2 separate regions of the Homo sapiens genome follow, and region 1 is linked to region 2. Evidence: read pairs that join two places in POLR2A ChIA-PET (ENCODE). Cell type or tissue: Panc1. All regions are shown on one strand. Links, peaks and the distances in the headings refer to the core of each region. The heading gives the core; the rest is flanking DNA. Region 1 overlaps RRAS2 (RAS related 2). Region 2 overlaps SPON1 (spondin 1).

Evidence for each region. ChIA-PET counts read pairs that join two places held together with the same protein. Peaks named below come from ENCODE experiments on the same cell type or tissue, not always from the same donor. Only the 100,000 strongest peaks of a DNase experiment are listed, where the experiment ranks them.
Region 1: POLR2A ChIA-PET joins it to region 2 with 6 read pairs; 3 of 35 experiments call an interaction of 5 or more read pairs at or near these places.

Annotation. Positions count from the first base shown.
Region 1 is chr11:14,348,347-14,353,728 of GRCh38, forward strand. All of the region lies in intron 1 of RRAS2 (RAS related 2), which reads right to left. Among named protein-coding and RNA genes, the nearest start is that of RRAS2, 8.1 kb to the right of the region's middle. RefSeq lists enhancers at 3,970-4,856, 4,857-5,382. In Panc1, for the core only: no CTCF peak of the experiment used is centred there; no DNase peak of the experiment used is centred there.
Region 2 is chr11:14,255,114-14,260,495 of GRCh38, forward strand. SPON1 (spondin 1) reads left to right here. Exons shown (of 16, transcript NM_006108.4): 9 at 534-674; 10 at 1,504-1,579; 11 at 2,603-2,785; 12 at 4,167-4,337; 13 at 4,421-4,588. Among named protein-coding and RNA genes, the nearest start is that of RRAS2, 100 kb to the right of the region's middle. RefSeq lists enhancers at 3,779-4,303, 4,304-4,827. In Panc1, for the core only: no CTCF peak of the experiment used is centred there; a DNase peak (open chromatin) is centred at 3,368.

The DNA.
Region 1 (5,382 bases), core at 233-5,232, 93 kb after region 2:
CTATATTAACATCTACTACTCTCAAACTTTCACATACTAGTTTTAACATCCATTTTTACCCACTTAGTTTTAAGATCCATTTATGGTTCTTACTTAAATCAACTGTTATAATTGCCAAAAGGCAACTTACTAATTCCACCTTTTCCTTTATGTTCATTCATTAGTCAGAATTCTACATTAAGGACTTCTAGATCATTTATTTATCATAGATCCTTACTCTATTTATGGGTAATAAACAAGTACTGCCTTATTTATTTCAATGATTAAATTGCCCTATAGTCAGTCAATGGGAGTTTTGCCAGGCTGGCTCCTGTGTCTCTTTCAAATATCCCCATCATTTTACCTTTTTGAGCACTCCCTTATGAGACTACAAGATGCTCCAAGCATATTTTGTATTTTTTCCTTCCCCTATTCTGGAATCCTCCATTTCTCTAAGGTTCCTTCCAGTAGAGAATAGTATTAATGGTATTTAGAAACCAAGATCTAGTGCTAGGTGATCTCATTGCTAAAGGGGTATCACTGCTTCCTGGCCATCTTAGCAGACAGAAGTGGAAAAAGATGTACAGATGTACGCATGTGTATCCATAATGAGATCTATTTCTATATCTACATACTTCTTTTTTTGTTTCTTGTTTTTGAGATAGAGTCTCGCTCTGTTGCCCAGGCTGGAGTGCAGTGGCGCGATCTCGGCTCACTGCAAGCTCCGCCTCCCAGGTTCACGCCATTCTCCTGCCTCAGCCTCCCAAGTAGCTGGGACTATAGGCACCCGCGACCACGCCCGGCTAATTTTTTGTATTCATTTTTTATTTTTATTATTTTTTTTAGAGACAGAGTCTTGCTCTGTCACCCAAGCTGGACTGCAGTGGCGCGACTTGGCTCACTGCAACCTCCACCTCCCAGGTTCACACCATTCTCCTGCCTCAGCCTTCTGAGTAGCTAGGACTATAGGCACCCGCCACCACACCCGGCTAATTTTTTTTTTTTTTTTGTATTTTTAGTAAAGAGGGGGGTTTCACTGTGTTAGCCAGGATGGTCTCGATCTGCTGACCTCGTGATACACCCGCCTCAGCCTCCCAAAGTGCTGGGATTACAGGTGTCAGCCACCACACCCGGCCTATATCTACATACTTCTAAAACTATGAATTTATGCCACTATCTGCAATTCCAATCAAACATCAGAGTTCATTTTAACCTTCACATTTTTCACCTTTGTAACTCCCTTCTCCAACAGTGAGAAACTGGCTCCCATTTTCCACAATATATTTACTTATTTGCTTATAACAGTATAGACAATTGCTTCAAAATTGCAAACCCATGCCTTTATGACAACAACAAAAACCAAAAATTCTAGTTAACTCTATTAACTAGAGTTCAATGTTTCTTTCAATCTTTTTGTCTTTATCCTGAGGACAGAGTTCAAATACTAGGATCAAAAGTTACCTAAATTAGTTGTTTTTCACTCCTTCAGTGTAGTTAAGTTACTCATTTGAAATACGGTTCAGTTCATTTGTTTCTATTTGTACTCCCTGTTAAGGTGTTTTTATTTGTCATCAGTTGATTTGGTTGGTGTGTTTGCTGCTTATATACTCAGTATGTGAAACATTAACATGGTTTCAAAAGTCAGAAAGGTATCCTCAGAAGGGTCCCTGCCCCCATTCCCTCTATCCTTTCCACCATATACCTTTTTACCCATCCTCTAGGAAATCAATCTTATCAACCTCCAATTTATCTTTGTGTTTTGTTTTTGCCCCAATGAACAAATACATACGTATTTTCTTATTTCTCCTTCTTTCTTACACAAAAGGTAGTATACACACAGTAGTAGATACTTTTGCACTTTTTTTTCACTGACTGTAAGTTTGGTTTGTGCGATTCCTCCAAATCTCATATTGAAATCTGATCCCCAAAGTTGGAGGTGGGGCTTAATGGGAGGTGTTTGGGTCATGGGGATGAATCCCTCATGAATAGATTAATGCCCTCCCTGGGACTGGGGTGTGAGTGAGCTCTTACTTATTAGTTCCACCACAGCAGGTTGTTAAAAAGAGCCTGGCGCCTCCCCCACTGGCTTGCTTCCTCTCACCATGTGATCTCTGCACATGCCACTCCCCTTCATCTTCTGTCATGAATGGAAGCTTCCTTACACCCTCACCAGAAGCAGATGCTAGTACTGTGCTTCTTGTACAGCCTGCAAAAACTCTAAGCCAACAAAACCTCTTTTCTTTATAAATTACCCAGCCTCAGGTATTCCTTTAGGGCAGGGGTGTCCAATCTTTCGATTTCCCTGAGCCACACTGGAAGAACTGTCTTGGGCCACACATAAAATACGCTAAACTAACGATAGCTGACGAGGTTAAAAAAAAAATTGCAAAAAAAAAATCTCATGTTTTAAGAAATTTTATGAATTTGTCTTGGGCCACATTCAAAGGTGTCCTGAGCCGCATGCCACTCGCAGGCTGAGTGTTGGACAAGCTTGTTTGAAAGCAAGACAAACCAAGACAAGTGAACAACATATCCAAGAAAGCACTCCATATCAGTTAATCATGCCCTCAGTCTTTTTCACAGGTGCATAATGCTCCATTGGATATTCCTACCACGTAGACTGCTTGTTAATTTTTGTAATTAAGAAATGCTGCAACCTTGTACATGTGTATTTTCATACTGTGGGAAGTGCATCTTCTGGGTAAATTCTGAGATTTGGGACTGCTGAGTCAAAAGGCATGTATGTGGTCAAATAAACACATCTTATGTTGCCTAATAACACATAATTTCTGTATTATTTCTGCCCCCCAAAAAATGCATAACCTGAATCTAATCATGAAGAAACATCAGCCAAACCCAAACTGAGGGGACTCTATAAGTAACTAATTTGTACTCTTTAAAAATATCAATGTCATAAAACACAGAGACTAAAGAACTGTTCCAAAGTAAGACATGGAAATAATGAATTGGATAATCTGAGATTTTCTTTTGCTATAAAAGGCGTAACTGGAACAACTGGCAAATTTCAAACAAATTCTACACATCAGGTAATAGTATAATAACAAATCAATGTTAATTTCTGAGTTAGGTTAGTATATTTTATTCATGAAAGCAAATGCAGCCAGGCACAGTGGCTCACACCTGTAATCCTAGCATTTTGGGAGGCCAAGGCAGGTGGATCACATAAGGTCAGGAGTTCAAGAATAGCCTGGCCAACACGGTGAAACTCCGTCTCTACTAAAAATACAAAAATTAGTAGCCGGGCATGGTGGCAAGCGCCTGTAATCCCAGCTACTCGGGAGGCTGAGGCAGGAGAATGGCTTGAGCCCGGGAGGTGGAGGTTGCAGTGAGCCAAGATCGCACCACTGAACTCCAGCCTGGGCAACAAAAGTGAAACTCCATCTCAAAAAAAAAAAAAAATTAGCCAGGTGTGGTGGTGGGCGCCTGTAATCTCAGCTACTCGGGAGGCTGAGGCAGGAGAATGCCTTGAACCCAGGAGGCGGAGGTTGCAATGAGCCGAGATTGTGCCACTGCACTCCAGCCTGGGTGACAGAGTGAGACTCCGTCTCAAAAAAAAAAAAAAAAAAGAAGACAGCAAATGCCCTGGTTTTTCGGAAATACACAAAGAGATATTTAAGGATAAGGGTGGCATCATGTCTTCAACTTACATTCAAATGATTTTAAAAACCATATATTGCAGGGAATAAGCAAATATAGTAAAATGTTACCATTTGGGAAATCTGGTTAAAGTCAAAAAAGAAAGCAACATCGGATGTCTTTTTAACACTTATATTCTTATTTCTACTGCTGAATTTTACTTACATGGATAAAGAGCTTTCTCCCAGAAAAAAGAATCATTGTATAAGGTGACAGTAAGTTAAAGACGGCAATATTAAACTGTTAGTATATACCGACAATAAACTGACTGCATTTTTAATTAAACTATAAGTTAAAGCTGTTCAGTGCTATGCAACAAATAATCACATGGCCTTTATAAAACACTAAAAATAAAATATAATTTATAAGACATCAAGGAGCTCAGTCCAATTATTCTCAAGTACAATTTAAGACAATTTATATTTCTTTGCATCTTTGAAACACATTTTTCTTTGCAAAAGAAATAAATCTAAGGCCTACCAACTACAAGTTTAAGTTTCAATCTCAAACAGACTCAGCAGCTCTGCCCAAAGTAATTCAAGATCAAGGCCTTTCAACAAAATTCATGACTATTAACTCCATACTGTCTACACGCAAAGTGAAAATCCTTTACTCATTATCACTTTTCATTAAGGAAGGCACGGTGGAATTAATATCCTAAAGACCATTTTCCCCAACCAGAAAAAAAGGCGTGTCAAGTGGCATCACAAAATCTGTTTCAATTTTAAAGACCAACTTTAATTTGAAAAAGAAACTTTTAAAATATATATATATAGAGAGAGAGAGAGAGAGAGAGAGGGAGAGAGAGAGAGAGAGACATTTTTTTTTTTTGAGATATAGTCTTGCTGTGTTGCCCAGGCTGGAGTGCAGTGGCATGATCTCCGCCCACTACAACCCTCCGACTCCCAGGTTCAAGCAGTTCTCCTGCCTCAGCTCCTGAGTAGTAGCTGGGATTGCAGGCGCCCGCCACCACACCCAGCTAATTTTTGTATTTTTAGTAGAGACAGGGTTTCACCATGTTGGCCACGCTGGTCTCAAACTCCTGACTTCAAGTGATCCGCCCGCCTCAGCCTCTCAAAGTGCTGGGATTACAGGCATGAGCCACCGTGCCCAGCTAAAATTTTTTTTAATAGCTTTAAGAAAGTCTCTTCCCACTCTACTCCCCCAATTTAAAGTTATCAATTTATTTTCCTAACTGAATGGAGCAGACTATTTTTATTCAAAGCTTAGGAAAGACCATGATATTTCAGCAATCAGATGAATTAAAATCCCATCCCGGTAAGCAGTAGCCTGTTATCTACCAAGGGAAAGCAGTATTCTTGACCTACTCAACAAAAGTGCTCCCACTCGGCCAGGCATGGTGCAGGCCCAGGCGGGTGGATCACCTGAGGTCAGGAGTTCATGACCACCCTGGCCAACATGGTGAAACTCCACCTCTACTAAAAATACAAAATTAGCTGAGTGTTGTGGCACATGCCTGTCTATAATCCCAGCTACTTGGGAGGCTGAGGCTGGAGAATCGCTTGAACCTAGGATGTGGAGGCTGCAGATAGCCAAGATCACGCCATTGCACCACTGCACTCTAGCCTGAACAAGAGCGAAACTTCGTCTCAAAAAAAAAAAAAAAGTGTCCCCACTCAATTCCTACAACTTCCTTATCCCAAAACAGGGGTACGCATGCACACAAACACACACACACAGAGACAGACACAAAGAGAAAGAGAATGAACAAAACAAGAATAAGAC
Region 2 (5,382 bases), core at 283-5,282:
TCTAGAACAGACATCTGCAAACTATGGTTTGGAAGACAAATCTGCCCTACAATGTGATTTGTCAATAAAGTTTTCAAAGCCAGTTACACTCCTCCAAGTACATATTATCTGCGGCTGTTTTCTCACTACCACAGCTGAGTTGAATATTAGCAACAGACACAATATGGTTCACAAAGCCTAAAATATTTAGCATCTGGCCCTTTACTAAAAAAGTTTTCCAATGCCGGGTCTATTAGAAAGAGTTTGGGATTCAGGCCAACCTGGCTCAGCCGTTTCCTAGCTGGGATGGCCTCTCTGAAACTTGGCTTCTTCATCTTAGCACAATCCTACCATGGACATGGAAGAATTTTAAAATATAGTTCTAGAAATTTCTCAGCACAGTATGTGGCATGAACACAATTCCATAAATATAAATAGTAGTTATGCTTGTTAAATTCCTATCAAGGACTTTGCTCTGATCCATATAACAAATGGCTTTTGTGGGTTTTCCCAATTTTATTTCTTACTCTCTACCTCTGTATGTTTTCTTGCAGTCACCCAACAAACCCACCATTCCCCAGGAGAAAATCCGGCCCCTGACCAGCCTGGACCATCCTCAGAGTCCTTTCTATGACCCAGAGGGTGGGTCCATCACTCAAGTAGCCAGAGTTGTCATCGAGAGAATCGCACGGAAGGTACTGGGTTAGAACCCACTCTGGCATCGACCTTTCCCGGTAGGAGTGCCAGGGAGATTGTACACCCTTCTGCTCTAGAATCATAGAGTCACTGGCAGAAAGCACCTCAGGATATGGAATTCCTGGGCCTCCCCAGGTTTCTAACATGCAAATTATTTCATAAGATGAAAATAAGCAGGCCAGGCACTGTAGCCCATGCCTGTAATCCCAGCCCTTTGGGAGTCCAAGGTGGGCAGATCACCCGAGGTCAGGAATTCAAGACCAGCCTGGCCAACATGGTGAAACCCCATCTCTACTAAAAATACAAAAATTGGCTGGGCATGGTGGCAGGGACCTGTAATTCCAGCTACTCGGGAGGCTAAGGCAGGAGAATTGCTTGAACCCTGGAGGTGGAGGTTACAGTGAGCCAAGATTGCGCCATTGCGCTCCAGTCTGGGTGACAAGAGCAAAACTCCATCTCAAAAAGAAAAAAGAAAAAAAAAGAAAATGAGCAAAATTAACTCAGCAGTGAGGCCCAGTGCTCAAATGAACAATTTGATCCAGGCAAATTGCTTTCATTGTGAGTTCTGCAATTGATTACTAATATCTGCCATGGGCCAGGAACTGGGGAGTGGTGGTACCCAAGTTATGTATTTATCATCCCTGGTTAGCCATTCCTGCTTTCTTGGCATTTCTTTCTCAGGCAGATTGTAAATGTTGGTCCAGAACTTTGCCATGGCATACGATTTGTATACAGAATGGCGATTAGATTTTAGTCCTCTTTCACCTTCCCCCTACACATTCCCTTCTTTCTCTCATGTGAGCCCTCCAAGTAAAATTCCTTTTTCAGGGTGAACAATGCAATATTGTACCTGACAATGTCGATGATATTGTAGCTGACCTGGCTCCAGAAGAGAAAGATGAAGGTACGTTGTTTTCTTTTGTTGCAGGTGGCAACATAAATTGACATAACCCTTTGAGAAAGCAATTTGCTAACCTGTTTTAAGAACCATAAACCATGTGCTTTGACTTGGTAATCATATCTCTGAGGATTTCTCCTCAAGAAATAATCAAAAACAAGGCCAAGGTTAGGCCCAAAGCATAAGGGAATTGGTGAAGATATGACATCAGAATATATACTCAACAACATCAGGCCTTTAAAACAATCATGTAAATCTCATTTTAATGGGCTTCGCAGGATTCAGACCACTCTCTGCTTCGATTCTCAGGCCAGCCTATGAGGCAGGTGTGGATACATTCACTTTCCTAGCAAGCAAAGAAAGGCCCAGATCCTACAATCAGGAGGGAGCGACAGAGTCATGGTTCAAGCTCAAGTTTTCTTATGGGATCTGGAGCCAGACAACCTGGACTCTCAGTAGACATGTGATCTTGGGCAAGAAGCTAACCTTTCTGTCTCAGTTTCCTCAACAGTCAAATGGGGATAATAAAAGAACTTGCTTCATACAGTTGTCAGAATTAAATGGGATAAAACATGTAAGGCTCTTAGAATGGTGCTGGTACATGATGAGTACTCAATGAATAGCAGCTGCTCTTATTCTTACCATGACAACTGTGTATGGGATCATTGGGAAGATGAAGCCATGGCATGTAAATAAGCCTTGAGCTTTTCAAAATTACCTACAATGAGCCTGCATGTGTCTGGAAACAATGCCAAGATGAGGGACTGAAAATGAGAAGACGTTCATGTGTTGAGAGGAAGGGATAATAAGAATCATTCTGCTTATTTAGATTAGATATTTATTAGCAAGATGTTAAACTATTATCTTTAAAGGGAAGTGGATGGCTGCTTCCATCCCAGGAGCACCCAGGCTCACTGAAGTCAGTCTGGCAGCATGGCTTTTCTTGTCCCCAGATAAGCTGGTATGGGGAGAGGGCCAGTGGCAGCTCCCATAGGTTCCCAGGGAAAACATGTCAAACACTCTTTCCAGATGACACCCCTGAAACCTGCATCTACTCCAACTGGTCCCCATGGTCCGCCTGCAGCTCCTCCACCTGTGACAAAGGCAAGAGGATGCGACAGCGCATGCTGAAAGCACAGCTGGACCTCAGCGTCCCCTGCCCTGACACCCAGGACTTCCAGCCCTGCATGGGCCCTGGCTGCAGTGACGAAGGTGAGGAGACAACCCAGACCAGCCAGGGGCTGGCAGGAGTTCAGGAAGGGAGGGTCTGCCTAGCAGTCAGACAGTGTCCCTGGTGAGGGCACAAGGACCCTGACAGTAGATGTCAGTGGGGTCCACCTTGGGCAAACTCCTATCTGCAACAGTGTCTTGAGGGCTCTGAACACAGAATCTCTCTTATATCAAAGGAATTCTTGAGATTGACCACCCCCTCCTTCTTTTACTGAAGAGCTAACAAACATAGATACAACTTATGACAAGTTACAGATAACACATAGCCTGCTTCTGGGCCTTAACTCCAATCTCTTCTTAAGGAGCCTGTTAACAGTCAGCCCAGATTGAATCTAGATCCATTGCCCTAATTCTGTCATTTACAGCCCCTCATCTGTGTTCCACCTCAGCGTGAGTCAGAGCACTCTCACTTCTTTGTGTCAGGACCTTTGGGCTGATTGCAGAAATTCTCAGTCTATTTGCAACAGTGCAAAGGTCAGCCTTTAAGTATAATCTTGCAACACCTATATCATGATGGCTCAAGCTTCAAGATTGCACTAAGCTGATTGCTGTGCAAAGGTCAGCTATCTGCTTCCCAAGCCATGACCCCTTTCTCTGCCTGATAGATCTACGCTATTCTGCCCTGATCTTATAGGATGCCATAAGGCAATGGGAAGGCACTGTATAGGCTGGACTGGTGTATGGCAGGGAAAAAAACCACTTCCAAGCCGAGGATAAAGAAAGCAAGCTTATCCCATGCAGGTCATTAATTCCTTGGCTCTGCCTAGAGGGAGGCTCTTAAACACCTCTCCCAGTGTTGCACTTTCACGATGGTTTATTGCTAGCTCATTTTGCCCACAATAAGCACTTTGGAGGGGAGTAAACCCTCCCCGTAGACTAAGTCATTCCTACAAACAGGCGGGAGGAAAGCTGGGACTGGCCTGTCAACATTGAAGCCTCTTTCTTGGGGCTGGGACTGGGGAGCTAAGCTGAGGAGCTGAGGTCCTTAACCTCCCCTTCCACAGGGAAGGATTGTTCCTCATACAAATGGATTATGATTTATCTTAAATTATATGTAGATTAAATTATATCTTATCTTAGATATATGCGTGTACATTTTTTAAACACCATCCTTTCCATACAAGCATCTTTCGAATGTATTTTCATGAGATAAAGAGTAATTCTGAGTGTCCCATGCACCTGGAAAAGAGGCATTTCCTCTTAGAGAACTTTGCCAGTTTAAGGATTTAGACCTCTTAGGTGTGCAGACAACCTCAACTGCCTGACTCCTCTTGATTCCCGCTGGCGGGAAGTTCCCACCGCGCAGCCTGGCAGGCGCCCCTGCCACCGTGCACTGCTGCAGCGTTCACTCGGTGTGTTGCAGACGGCTCCACCTGCACCATGTCCGAGTGGATCACCTGGTCGCCCTGCAGCATCTCCTGCGGCATGGGCATGAGGTCCCGGGAGAGGTATGTGAAGCAGTTCCCGGAGGACGGCTCCGTGTGCACGCTGCCCACTGAGGAAACGGAGAAGTGCACGGTCAACGAGGAGTGCTGTGAGTGGGGGCCCCGGGCGGGCAGGCGGGCAAGTAGGTCGGGGAGGCAGCAGGTGCGACTCCAATGCCGCTGGCCTCCCCAGCTCCCAGCAGCTGCCTGATGACCGAGTGGGGCGAGTGGGACGAGTGCAGCGCCACCTGCGGCATGGGCATGAAGAAGCGGCACCGCATGATCAAGATGAACCCCGCAGATGGCTCCATGTGCAAAGCCGAGACATCACAGGCAGAGAAGTGCATGATGCCAGAGTGCCGTGAGTGAGAGCGGGGGTGGACTTGGAGGAGGCCACTGGGGACAGGCGTGGAGGGCCATGGCATCCACTATTACCACCATAAAGGTCGGAGGCTGAGCAGAGGAAAGCATGGCCCATGGTCCTTGCTGGGCACTGCTGGGAGCCAGATGAGAGACATAGGTGTGTAGACATCAACCAGACCCAGAGAGAGTAACCTCCACTGGGGGACATTCTAAGCAATGCTGGGGTGGCAAACTGGTGGCCTCTGGATAGAGAATTCACCTGCAGCTGTGTTTTATAGGAGTGTCTTTCTTGCAGTGGTGGGGAGGAGGGCCAATACATTTAGGCGGGACATACATTACCCAGGTCCAGCCCACTCCTCCCACTCCTGTTGTACATTGGACTTGGCTGATCCCATAAAGCATGACCTCCCCTGCTCTGTGCACAAATGCATATGGGCCTGCCCACACATTAGTATGCAGATGTATACAGGCACACAAGTATATACACATTCTAGGGAATTCAGGACAATGTCCAAAAATGCATCCCTGAGCCTCTCCTTTAGTGCCTGATTCTTAGTGAGTGTGGGATGTTTCTGTCTCTAGGAAGACCCTGCTAAGATCCTCAGTGGCCTTTCTAGTGGGGACTTATGTAGTCATATTGCTACCCTCATGTCATAACCATCGGGGGGGGTCAGCAGGGAGATGAAAGAGAGTGAAAAGAAGAGCAGTAGGCTGCTGAGCCACTTCTTGCTCCATAGATTTCACTCTTATTTGAACCCATGGGCCAATTCCACTTTATTCCAGGGGCCAAAG